Regions from separate parts of the Homo sapiens genome. Here region 1 is linked to region 2. The links are chromatin loops, found by intact Hi-C in ENCODE. Cell type or tissue: heart left ventricle. All regions are shown on one strand.

Region 1 (2,500 bases), 710 kb before region 2:
CGGGAGGGCCCCCCCGGTGCAGCTTTCCCCGGAGGCTGAGGCTGCTGCCAGCGGGGACATCTGCTTTCTTACACTCCAGCCTGGCTCACCCCGCCCCCTCAGCCCCGGGTTGCGTGGTTATTTTACCAACACGGGGGGAGGGAGAGCTCGAGGAGGTAGAAAAGGGGTGGATAGAAGCTTAGAAGATTTTCTTCCCACTCCCCCCACGTCCCCTCCTTTCGTCACATCTTTTAACCTTCAAGGTAAAGACTTAAGGAAACAATAAGCGTGTCCGCTGGCTCGCAGGCCCGCCGGGGTTCTCGGGCGCGGGGCCTTGCCCCTCTCCATCCTCCCTGAGTCCTTCCCCGAGTCGGGCCGTGCTTCGGCGGTTCGGCTGGGCGCAGGGGCCGGCCGGGCGCGCCCAGCCTGTGGCGCCTCCTCTCCCGGGCTGCTGCCTCGACAGCTGCTTGTAGCTACAGTAATTAGACTGTCAGTGCTTGTTAGAGGAGAGAGGGGAAAACACGCTTCTGACAGCAGATTCCAAGACTCCCCAGTTTGTTAATTTCTAAGAGATCTTTAAAGCATTAATTGAGGTCTCCCCAACTCTCCCCTCCCGTCCCTCTCTGCAACTCCTCCCTTCCCAAAAATATCTTTAGGAGAAGCGAGTTCTCTCGGCGTGGAAGCAGTGTTTCCCGCAAAACTGCCAGCCCGCCCCCCGCTCACGCACAGACACCCAATTTCCCATATACAGATAAATGCACACATGTATACGCGAAAGGTTAACTCGGCGGAGGACTCGCCCAAATAAGCACCGGGATTGCATTTAAAATAATAATAATAAATAAATAAATAAACTAGGAAGGAAAGCGGGGGGAGGGAAGCAGAAGTCGGGAAGAAAAGAGAAAAGCAGCAGGCTGATTACGAGGTGTCAAAACTGCCAGGAGCAAGAAGGTGATAGCAATCAGGGGTGAGAAGAGTGCGGCATTCGTGCGGGGCAACTAATTATCCGTCTCATTTGAGAAGAGCAGCATTTGAGGCAGCAGCGTTCGCCTGCTGAACGGTGACAGATTGGCGCGGAGGAGAGGGGAGGTGTTAAAACAATGGAGCCGGGCGCGCGAGCGCTGCTGCATGCTAATCAGCCCTCCCTCCGCCTGCCTGCCGCGCTCCCTCCTTCCTCCCGGCCTCCCTCCTCCGCGCTCCCTCCTCCCGCCTGCGGCGCTCCCTCCTTTCCAGCGGGCCCCGCGCCGCCGCCGCCACCCGCTTCCTGCTCCCTCGCTTTCCCGCGCGTCCTTCCCGCCGCTGGCGAGTGGAACCCAGCCACCGCCACCGAGTCCCTAGCGGGCCAGGAGCCCCCGCGCGGCCCCCAGCGCCGGCCCGGTGGAGTGCAGCCCCGCGCGGGCTCGCCCGAGGGCTCGGCCTGCGCCGCGCGCCCACTCCCCGGGGCGGTGGGGCGAGGACCCGCGCTCCGGGATCCACGTACTGGGGAAGCGGCCGAAGAGCCTGCGTTCTCACGCCCACTCGCTGTCTGGTGAATCGACCGCGTCGGCCAGCGAGCGCGACTGGGAGTCCAGGCGAATTCAGAAAGGGCTAGGGCCAGCCAGGGGTGAAAAGAGTGACAGGGCCACAAAGGCCAAGAAGGGCTCCAGGACTGAGCGCAGATCTCCTGCCCTGCCCGAGCGTGGCCGCCACCCCGAGGCCTCCAGCCGCCCCCAACCCGCCCTGCAGTGGCCGCGCCCCGCTGGCCTGCGGCGAGTCGGCGAGGTCAGCGCCCCCCGCCACGCCTCGCGCGCTGCGGCTCTTAGACCCCTGGAGCCCCTTTTTTGCCAGAGCTACCGGTCCACGGTTTAAATGATCGCAGCGAAGATACATAAAGGGCCTTAGCATTAGCTGTGCTTCCAAGGCCTGACCTCCTGACCCCAAGACTAGATTAAGGGGCCGTCTGGGCCTCGAGAGTTCCCTCGAAAGACCGTCGCGGGGAGAGAAGGGCCTGGAAAGAAGCGGGCCGCGCTCCCCCCTGCCGCGAAGACTGTGGGGCAGATGGGGGCAGGACCTGATCTGGAGGCCCAGCTCCCCGCCTGGCCGCTCTGTTCTATACTCTGGCCCGAGACAAGCTAGTCAAAAACAGCAGCGCCCTGGCCGCCCCTCCGACAAAGAGCCCATCGGAACCCGAGTCTGCTGAAAAAAGCCTTTCATACCTGTTGATGCAGGCGGGGACCTGAGATTTCATACAACCTCCTGTTACTTTTTGACCGTAAAAGCTGATTGTTGCACTTAAAAGGCACTTTTATTCCTACCATTAAAATATTTTTACTGTTACGGGTTTACATAAACTACCCTTATAAACATCATAAAACTTCCTTCCCCGTAAGCCATAGATGGACCTCCAGAGTAACTAAAAACCTGTGCAGTGTAATTGTTTCTTCTGCTGACCCCTACCTTTGCATAACTTTATACACACCATTGTTCCTTTTTAAAAAATCAATTTAAAATAAGGTTTGCTAAAGCTCAGTCATATATACAC
Region 2 (2,500 bases):
TCATTTCTAAATTTCAGGACTTACTCTGTGTGTATGTGTGCATGTATGTATGTGTGCATGTGTGAGTGCCTCTGTGTGTGTATTGGGGATACAATTAGTATAAATCTGAAAATAATTGTTGAATTTAGCAGGTCACAATTTTTCTCTTTTAAAATTAGCATTTTGTTTCCTCCCAAAGAGAAAATAAATAACATTTTCAAATATGCTTTGAATTAATGTAATTAGGCAGACCATTGGCAAATTATAGAGTGTAAGACAGCTAAGGAACCCTTTAAATGTCATCTATGTTCTTAAGAATTGAGAACAAGATCCCGCCAAATGACTTTTATACCTGCAGAAATGACAAAAGATGCTCACAAATTTATAGATAATGTGTTTATCATGGAACTTTTAGCTCCTTTTTCTATGTAGCAATTTTGCTACCCATTATATTGCTTAATAATTGCTCTGCTAGCATTTCTGGACAGGTGCAGAAGAGGATGAAAAACACAAGGATTCATTTTTGCCACCTTATCTATTTTTAAAGCATTTTGAAAGAAGGAAAATTAAAACTTTAATTAAGGCCTGGGGGATTTTTCTGTGGTTTTTCAATTAGCCAAGTTGCTGTGCTCTGTATTAGCTTAACATGAATAATTGGAATTTAACTTTGCCTATCAAGGAAGATGTTTGCAGTTAAATTAGAAAAGGAGACAGATTCTTTAAGACAATAATAAGGTGTATTAACTATATTTCTCAAGACTCTCAGGCTTAGGGTAGCTAGCAACTCCAAGTAGATTTTACTAGTTGTTTGTTTTCAGATGACAGTGTAGCTATTTGTAATTTATTCTACAATCTTTGGAGTGTATTTACTTTTTGCTCTACAAAGATTTCAGGCCTAAAGTTGGGCAGACTCTGTGTTTGTGATCAATCTATCAGTTCATATTTGTCTCCAAGATCTCTCTGCAATTCAATTTATGTTCAGGGCAAGAATATCTCAAGGACTAATGAGATCACTGGATCATTTAAACCATTATTTCCTGTTTTGAAATGTAAAAATACTTTAGTAATCTAATTTTTAAATAAGATAAACCAAAGTAAGTTTAAAATAACTTTTTTTCATTCAAAATATTTGTTTGAAATGCTCAGTTTTTCCTGGAGGAAAAAAATTTTTTTGACTTTGCTGCCACCTCATGGCTAAGGCAGTAATTAGAAATAGTTCTTCAGGCTCTTACAGAACTACAGTTGCAGAAGAAAAAATAATCCATGGAGAAGTCATAGTAAATATGAGCTTTGCCTTGCTCATGTAGTAATTTTATTTCATTTGTTCTTTAGTCCAAGTTCGATAGTCCCATCTTTGACTTACAAGTTCATTTCAGTCATTGTATGTCATAGTTTTCTTGTTGCCTTTCTCATCTTTCTTGGCAGCTTTTGGACTAGATAATTCTACAAAGTCATTGTTCTTAGTCAATAAGCAATAATAATCTCACTGCAGAAATCGTGTTTGTATCACAGCTCTGCGGCCACCCACCAGTGGTGAGGCCACAACAAATTATTTAACCCCTTTATGCTTCAGTTTCCTCAGACATGGAATATTAATAATAGCATGAACATATTTTATGGTATTGGTGTGAAAAGTAATTTAAATGATGTATTTAAATAGCTGGGCATAGTGTCTGACCTTAGTAACCAATCACTATTACATATGTCATATTTTCAATATATCTCGTGTTAGGAACTTAGTAGATATTAGATTTAATACATACTAATTAATTGGTAAATCAATCGTTTTATACATTTAAATTTAAAAAGCAGTTCATGTTCAAATTTTTCATAAACCTTTGCATATTTCTCACCACCCATCCAAGTTGAACTTGAAACTCGTAATGTAATGCCTGCTAAATCATTGTGAGAGCCATAAAGGAAAAGCCTCAGCATCTGAACTACAATTGATCAGAAGGTGTTAGTTTTCTGCAAGAAATGTGTCCGGTTTTTTCTTAGTAGCTCCATTTGTTTTACTTCCTCTGGCAGGAATGCAAATCATTGCATGGAGAGTATGTTGGACGGGCCTGTGGCCATGATCACCCATATGTTCCAGATGTTCTATTTTGGTCTGTGATCCTGTTCTTTTCCACAGTTACTCTGTCAGCCACCCTGAAGCAGTTCAAGACTAGCAGATATTTTCCAACCAAGGTACTTAGACTATTTCTTGATCTAAATGTAAAATAACATAGGACAAAAGAAAGAGTAATTGATGTAATAAAAGGAGCCACTGAAAGGCTTTTGTGTGAGTGAGCTGCCAGGTTAGTTGTGGAGTGAGATGAGGGGCTGAAGAGAAAGAATTTGTGATGCAGGTGCTGGGAGTGCATATGCAGGCTTTTCTCCTAACTGCAAACCCCACGGATCAACTCCTACTTTCCTACTGACGTTTTTGGAAATTCACAGCACACACTGCATTACTGATTGTCACTTTTTTGCCCAGTGAACAGTGGGAACTATTCCAGCCTGACAGATACCTCAGAGG

Evidence for each region. Peaks named below come from ENCODE experiments on the same cell type or tissue, not always from the same donor. Only the 100,000 strongest peaks of a DNase experiment are listed, where the experiment ranks them.
Region 1: a loop joins it to region 2, with 4 times the contacts of the local background. A loop is called at or near these places in 14 of 110 quality-filtered maps.

What each region holds. Positions count from the first base shown.
Region 1 is chr2:161,237,684-161,240,183 of GRCh38, forward strand. The region is part of intron 3 of PSMD14-DT (PSMD14 divergent transcript); the gene reads right to left. Among named protein-coding and RNA genes, the nearest start is that of LINC01806, 5.8 kb to the right of the region's middle. RefSeq lists an enhancer at 701-1,257 and silencers at 1,089-1,458, 1,549-1,618. In heart left ventricle, no CTCF peak of the experiment used is centred here; DNase peaks (open chromatin) are centred at 78, 348, 1,148 and 1,498; H3K4me3 peaks cover 1,679 bases.
Region 2 is chr2:161,945,559-161,948,058 of GRCh38, forward strand. SLC4A10 (solute carrier family 4 member 10) reads left to right here. Exons shown (of 27, transcript NM_001178015.2): 17 at 2,008-2,169. Among named protein-coding and RNA genes, the nearest start is that of DPP4, 130 kb to the right of the region's middle. In heart left ventricle, a CTCF peak has its summit at 1,162 (motif pointing left); no DNase peak of the experiment used is centred here; H3K27me3 peaks cover 395 bases.